2 separate regions of the Homo sapiens genome follow, and region 2 is linked to region 1. The links are chromatin loops, found by intact Hi-C in ENCODE. Cell type or tissue: gastrocnemius medialis. All regions are shown on one strand. Region 1 overlaps MDFIC (MyoD family inhibitor domain containing). Region 2 overlaps MDFIC (MyoD family inhibitor domain containing).

Region 1 (4,000 bases):
ATAATTTACTAGAAAAGCACTTTGGGTTACTCTGAAAAACCAAATCTATTAACAGGCATCTAGAGAAGCCACAAACCAAAATGCATTTACAAGATCATAGAGATATTAAACAACATGTATCTACAGAAGTATCTACCAGAAACACATTCATATTCTGTATTTTTTTAAATAGAGAAATATCTAGAAATTACAACAAAAAATTAGCCAAAAAAGGTTCCTTAAATTCTACCAGATCTTTAAATGATCTGATTGTTATTCCTTGTCAAAAATGAATTTTTTTTTTGGTGGGTCTTTTTATAAAACCCTTCTATTTGTAACCTTCTATTTCTAAGTCATAGTTTGACTGTGACTCAGGGTAATGAAAAGGTTAAAATAAACTAAGAAGAAACAGTAGTTATAGTTCCTATTCCTACCACTGCCAACAGGAATCAAGAGTCATAAAAGGCACAATAATGGTGGTTTTATTTGAGGCAAAGAGAAGATCATAAGAATGATCAAACTTAAGAAGGCTTGAATAGAGAAACAAACTTTTTTTAAAAAAATGGGTCCTCTGCATCCATGTGGCTTGCAGTCAGGAATCATCTTTTTCCCCTGTTCTTAAGATTTCAGTTTTTATGGTTTTATTCAGTCATTATTTACAGTTTTTGCCAAAACTGTTTAACCTCTGAGAAGACCACTTGGTTCTGGGAAAGATGCCTGTCCAAAACTGGGCCAAGCAAGAATTGCACAATTCAGTGTACTTGGAGGAGAACTCAGCACAAGACTGGCAGCTACTGTAAATTTAGGAAAACAGAGTAACACTCCAGAAGCCAAGTAGCTAAAAGGAGAGCATAAAAGGAAATCTTTACTATGTTTGATTTAAAAAGCAACAAAACCTGTTATGAATTACTGAAGACACAATCCCAAACAAAATCTTTGAGTCCTACGAAAGGTCATCAGTGTTACGCTTAGGCAGCTGGCCTATTATGTGGAGAGCTTCTAGCATCTCAACAGCATTAAAGTAACAATTGGAACTGAATTAAACAGCATCTTAGAAGTCTGGTGAAAATGTCTGTGACTGATCCCAGGAACTCTGTGCTGCTTAAAATGAGAGTGAAGATTAGCTTTGTAAAAACAAGTTTATAATGAAATTATCCCAATTGATACGGATACCTGATCAGTATGTGGCCAAATTACACTAGGGAATATGAGGAATGCAGTTTATTAAAGTGAAAGGAACCCTGATTGAGCCATCAGAAAACTATTTACAAAATAAACTCAGCTCGCCTCTAAACGAGCCTCTTTTATCTCTTTCATTTCCTCCTTTTAAGATGTGGTATGGCAGGTGCTCTGAATTTCTTGGAACAGAGATACCAAACAGCTAAAGTGGAGTACAGGAAAGGACAGACAGCAGAGAATTCTGAGAATAACTCACAACCCATTTTTAAGAGAATGCATATTTGAATGGGTCTTATCTTATCTCTAATAAAGTTTCCTATGAAATAAGATGCTTGAAAGTACTTTCTTAATCAAGTCCCCATCATGTAAACTACATGCTGAGAAACAAAGGTTTATTAGCATTTAACAGGCCAATAATATGCCAAAGACCATGGATTAAAGCATGAACAATAAGAGTTATGTGTATTTAGTAATTTAGGAAATTGCTTTGAGGTCAAACCTGACTCTGTAGCTTTAACATCAACGCCACAGAGCACCCCCAGTTGTTCCCCATTCTTTAGCTGCTACGACTATCACCTGCCCAGTGGCGGTATAACAGGACTCTGTGCAGAAGTCTGACTGGGTGAAGGCTTTCCTCTTCCTAGATACTGCTTTACTGTGACTGTTCTTTCCCAATAGGAAAATCAAAGAGCAAGCTAGAAGCAGGCTGTGGTTATCCTGAATCACAGCCGAGATTGCTAAGTGAGCATCTAGCCTCTGTGAAAACCCAGCTGTGAGGGACCAGACACAGACATCTCTGGGGAGTTCTGCTCCTCAAGTGTGTGTAGGGGCGGGAAATGTTTACTAATACCACACGGTAGCTCAGCTCCAAGTAGCTCCATGTCTCCAAGACAGAGGACGCACAGCACTTCTGGCCAACAGCCCTAGCCTGACCTGCTGCCTGAATAAATTGGCCTAAAGTGAGCCTCCTACACAGAACGCTCTGGCACAAGACTCTCCCAAGAGGCCACACATCTTAGCCAGAATCCAGTCAACATTTTCCTAGTGGGGAACAAAGTGAGATGGGTCAGGAGGTAAAAAGAAAGTTAGAGAAAAGCTACATTTTCCACTGCAGGACAAAGAACACCATACTTTGGGAAATTGAACAATAATCTTTACTATTATCTTTCCTCTCAACAAAGTCAAAAGAACCTAGGAAAAAAAAAAAAACAGCACTGCCCTCCCACACCCCACAAAGTGACTCCTCAATAAGTTTCCTACTACAGGTGCAAATCCTAGACTCCATCTCCATCCTATGGGAGTTGCTTTCATATTTTAAATGACAGCGAGAGGATAGCAGAGATTTTTTCCTTCTATTTGTTTACCCCATTGCCTGATCTGTGGTTGATTCATTAAATATTCCAAATTCTCAGAGACATCGAATCCAGTAATTGTTGGTCATGCCTTAACTCTAGCACTGGTCAAGTAGTCCCTTCTAAAGAGATGCATTTTACAAAGTCTAGGAAGTTAGGCTGGGGTGCGGTAGTTCATTCCTGGAATCCCGAGGCAGGCAGAATCCCAAGGTGGGCGGATCCCTTGAGCCCAGGAGTTTGACTACCCTGGGCAACATGACAAAACTCTGTTTCTACCAAAAAAAAAAAAAAAATTAGCTGAGTATGGTGGCGAGTATCTGTAGTCCCAGCTATTTTGGGGAGGGGGTCGGGGGGTGGGGGTGCTAAGCTGGGAAGATCACCTGAGCCCCAGAAGGTCGAGGCTATAGTGAGCCATAATCATGCCACTGCACTCCAGCCTGGGTGTCAGGGTGAGACTCTATACCAAAAGCAAAACAAAACAAATTCCAGGAAATATAAATATATATATATATATATATATATATACACACACACGCACACTAGATAGATAGATAGATCTCAGAAAATATTTTGATTCTTAGAAGCTTAACACAGAAATCTGAAGAGGGGTAAAAGTTTAGTTATTTGAAGTGCTTATTTAAAATTTTTTACCCAGAAAGTCAGTTTTTGGGCAGAAAGGAGGGAAAGAAAGGCTAGAAAATATCAATGGTGCAAATAATATTTACATTCACATACTGAATCTCTACATTTTAAGATCACAAGCTTTAATAGCTGGTAATAACATTACTGTCCTCATAGGGTTATGATGAAGATTAAAAGAGATAATGCACATTAAGTACTTAATAAAGGATTTAACATGCAAGTGCTTACTAAATATTATTACTGTGACAGCAGTGAAGATGATAGCAAAATATTTATTCTAGGAAAACCACACCTCTCCACCTACCTATGTTCCATTTACTCTGATTACCACACGGACATCGGACCATTCTATTTTAACCTAAGGAGGTTTGTAAAAGGCTCTGACCACAGCTCAAACACTTGAAAGAATGAACCAAGAAGGCAACTCTAAGAAACAGAATTTGCAGAGGAGTGAAGCATAAGTCTGCCCAGAGAGAATTAGTAACCTTGTGTTTGGCTACAGCAGAAGATTTAAAAATAATAACCTATTTTTTCCATATTTCAATTATTATCTATTTATTTTCTCCAGAAGCTAGAAACTATACTTTACTTGAACCTATTCAGTGCTGGCTATTTTCAGTTGGCCAGTTGAAATATTTCTAATATAAGAAGTTTAAATAATAACAAAGGTGAATATAATTTCTGGATAATAAAATCTACTTTAGATCTTAAACACATTTTCCCAGAAAGGATCAATGTGCAACAGTTCACTCAAGTTGGTAACAATACCATTTATGGCTAGGACAAAAATACATGCAAGTAAATCGTCTAGTTTTAATGAAAATTCATATTGGGGTAAAAATAACCCA
Region 2 (4,000 bases), 69 kb after region 1:
AAAAGCAGACGTTTGGGCAAAGGTTCCAACTCTCTGGACTGTGAAGTACTATGAGTGGCAAATTAGGACAGAAGACTGCGAAGGTTTGATTAGAGACATTGTGTGGATATTAGAATGCTAAGGTGAGAAATCTGGATGAAATTCAAAAGCAAGAAAAATAAGTCAAACTAGCCACTGAAGCTTTATGAAATGCCTTATCAGAACCACGCCTTAGGAAGATTAATAAATTTGTGCACACTTGTGATTCTCAGTTCTGGCTTCACTTTAATTCACTTGGTGAGCTTTTTTTTTCTTGTAAGTATTTTTAGAACTAAAAAACAAACAAACAAACAAAAAACATATTTCTGGATACCAGAATCAAAGATTCTATTTCAACTGAGGGAGAAGAGGCTGAACTCAGATGATTCCAATGGAGTATGGATACATCTAAGAGGGAGAATACAGTAAGGGAAACTAAAAGAGAGACCTAGCAAAGCCCATATTGAAGTTGATAAGAGTTTAATTAACTGGATAACAAGATGGAATAGGGAGTAAATGTGAGAAACTAACTAGAGGTTTGTAAAGATTATCAAGGAAGATGGGGTTGGATATGACCAAGTTCTCAGTTTGGATTTGACTGGGAAAGCCTAAAAATCATGAGACCAATTTATTCTTTCAATAATATATATTTTTGCATAGTAGATGTTTAGGCATTGTGCTAGGTGATGAGGATACAATGACTTATGAAATGCTGCCCAGGCCTTCTTGGAGTTTACAGTCTAGTGGATGAATTAAGTATTGGACATTTGAATTTGCAAGTCAGAAAAAAGGTTATAGCTAGAAATAGTCATCTTTCTAAACTTGATTTCCAAAGCCATTCAAATTAATGAGCTCACTGAAAGAGTGAATATATTAAGAAATATCAAGAAGAGTACCAAGTACCAAGAAGAGTCCGTACAATTAGGAAGGAGTTAGAGAAGTAAGAAAAACTGCATGATGTCAAGCCATGGAAGCAAAGAAAGGAAAGAGATTCAAACAGAAGTTGTTAGTCAACCGTGTTAACATTTCCAGTGGAAGGAAAAAATTTCTGCACATGCAAAAATTTTTCATGTACCATGGGGATTTCACAACAATTAAAAAGTTCTGCCATGAAACAAATTTCAACACATAAAAATAGAGAGACACCCACTTGGGACCGAGTCCAGAGGCTAAGGTCTCTGAACCAAATGGGGTCTTAACTTCCAAGGATTTTTATAAACAAAACCATATTCAAATAGCAGTAAAATATAAATTGAAAATATGCTAAACCAATATGTTCTAGATTTATGTAACATTTACTCAGCATTATCATAGAGAAATGTAATCTTCATGAGATATGTTAGTTTCAATTAAAATCTTTACTTTTTTAAACAACTCCAGAAATCTTTTTACTGCTACAGTCAACTCAAGGTCATTCTGAGATTATCAATAAAAGAGATTTTTCATGGAAACTCACTAGTAGGCAAGAACTAGCTCATCAGCAGAGTCCTACATACTTGCTGCCATTGTTATGTAGCTGACTGCCGCCAGGTGTCATGCTAGTAGGCTTGATTCAATTAGTAACTTTAATTGAAGCTGAATGAAATTAATTATATAATTTTGAGCTGTTCAAATTTAATTCCATTAAAATTAATTCGTGAAACCAAGGCATTATGAAGCATTGCTGACTAAAAGAAAATAGGTATGAATAAAGCCTCTAGACACACTTGACTCATATTTGAATCATGTCCAATATTCGAGTGCTAAACACAGACCCTCTCAACTCTCCATTGAATAAATGAAAATGCCATGTGGACCATATACACATAGATGCACAACTATATAACCCACTCTAGGCAAAAAATAAAGTTCTTCCTGCTCTAAATTGTTATTAATGGACAATTTATCACATTTTTAAGAAAGTTTCCTTATCTGCAAAATTCTAGAATTAGGTGATTCCCAGTGTCCATCTCAGGTCAAAAAAGAAAAAGACTATCATTCTCTGTATGATTATATTCAATGAATAGTAAATAATATGCAATTACTATTAATTCACTATCCTCAGTCTATTCAACTTTGCTTCTCTTGAAAACTAAATGTCTTGGCTCAAAAGCTGGTCTCAGGGTTTTGCTGTGATCCGCAGCACCCAGCCCAAAGCAAGATTCAGAAAAGGTTCCCAATAAAAAAATTTAAATTGACTTTTGCCAATTCTCCACTTGTATAAACAAAACTTCTGTGACCACTTGACTGTTCTGTGACTTTCTAATATATGCATGTTATTTTATTAATATAGTCTTACTATTTACTCATTTCAATGAGCTACCCATATGGCAGTCTCATAAATGGTGGGCAGTTACATATAACACTGAAGAAATGCTCTGAAGAGGGAGCAGGATTTATTGATAGATAATTGTAAGATGGGGATCATGATATCCAAACATGAAACCAACCTTACTAAAGCTTTCAATTGGTTGAGTCAGCCACTACTCATTACAATAACAAAATGGAAGTTTCTAGTAACCAATTTCTATTATCAGAGTAGGTTTTTCATGTTATTTCTGAAATGAGAAACAAAGAACTCAGCCCTGGTTTAATAAATTTCACTCTGGATAATGGAGGTTTGTAGTTGCAACTCAACTAGTAGGGTAGACCTGAAAGACAACCCATAGACAATCAGTTGATTTCAGTCACATATGAAATCAGTCTGTACCTTTCTATAAGATTTCTATTTACATGTCCAACAGGCATACATTCCCCCCAACCCAAAGTAGCAATTTTCTCTTAAAAGGGGGCCTTCATTATCTCAACAATGCTGTCTTTCTAAGCCAATGGTCCTCTACTTTGGCTCAGGGTTAGAACCGCTGTGCAGCTCTTGAAACATAAAGATGCACAGGCCCAACCTAAGAGATTTCAACTCAAGTGTGTATGGGGCTGGGGCAGTGATGTCATCATGATATATGGCCAGACTTGAGGGGCACTATTCTAAGTGAACTCTTATCTTGTACTACACAACTATTTATATTTAAAAAAAACTTAGGTATATCAAATATTGAGATACAGACTTTGCTACTCATCCCCTTGTCACAGTATTCCAAGTACTAGAAAATAGATTTGTATCTAATCATCTAATTAATATAGAGGTATTTATTTCTGTCTCCATGTAAGGATAACTATTAAGAATACAAAATCTGGCTGGGCATGGTGGCTCACGCCTGTAATCCCAGCACTTGGGAAGGCCGAGGTGGGTGGATCACCTGAGGTCAGGAGTTCGAGACCAGCCTGACCAACATGGTAAAACCCCATCTCTAGTAAATACAAAAAATTATCTGGGCATGGTGGCACATTCCTGCAATCTCAGCCACTTGGGAGGCTGAGGCAGGAGAATTGCTTGAATCCGGGAAGACAGAGGTTGCAGTGAGCCAAGATCACGCCACTGCACTCCAGCCTGGGCAACAAGAGCGAAATCCCATTTAAAAATACATATATATGAAATCTGAATTATATATAATGCTAATCAATTCTACTAATAATGGGATAAAAGAAATATGTTTTAGATATCAAAATAAAAATTTAAGATGCATTAAAAATAGTACTAGATTAAAGGATAGTTGAACACCACTGGCATCTACTTCCAAAGACTAGCTCCTGAGCATCCTAGTATGTTTACTCTGGACAAAGAAGTGAGGAAGAACTACTTTGCTTTGGATGAGGAAAAAGGCGAGGTCCCTGGCAACAAATCCTCTCACTGGGAAGACCAAACACACACACATAAACAATCAAGCAACTGCAAAACAGAAGGTAGTGACAACTGCTCTGTCATAATTCTGGCTCAAAGGCTGACCATCTGTGTGACTGGGACTCATTGTCTTCATCCTCTTCATCAGGAAATGAGAGGGTTGAACTGGATGAATGAAGAAGCCTTTCTGGCTCAAAAATTCTGCAAATCTGATTCTTCACAAGAGCTAAACAATAGAGCCAAACTCTCATATACACAAGGAAGAGT

Evidence for each region. Peaks named below come from ENCODE experiments on the same cell type or tissue, not always from the same donor. Only the 100,000 strongest peaks of a DNase experiment are listed, where the experiment ranks them.
Region 2: a loop joins it to region 1, with 2.0 times the contacts of the local background. A loop is called at or near these places in 6 of 110 quality-filtered maps.

The regions. Positions count from the first base shown.
Region 1 is chr7:115,006,666-115,010,665 of GRCh38, reverse strand. All of the region lies in intron 4 of MDFIC (MyoD family inhibitor domain containing), which reads right to left. Among named protein-coding and RNA genes, the nearest start is that of LINC01393, 70 kb to the left of the region's middle. In gastrocnemius medialis, no CTCF peak of the experiment used is centred here; DNase peaks (open chromatin) are centred at 725 and 2,025; H3K4me3 peaks cover 369 bases; H3K27ac peaks cover 2,348 bases.
Region 2 is chr7:114,937,443-114,941,442 of GRCh38, reverse strand. The region is part of intron 2 of MDFIC (MyoD family inhibitor domain containing); the gene reads right to left. Among named protein-coding and RNA genes, the nearest start is that of MDFIC, 17 kb to the right of the region's middle. In gastrocnemius medialis, a CTCF peak has its summit at 1,570; no DNase peak of the experiment used is centred here.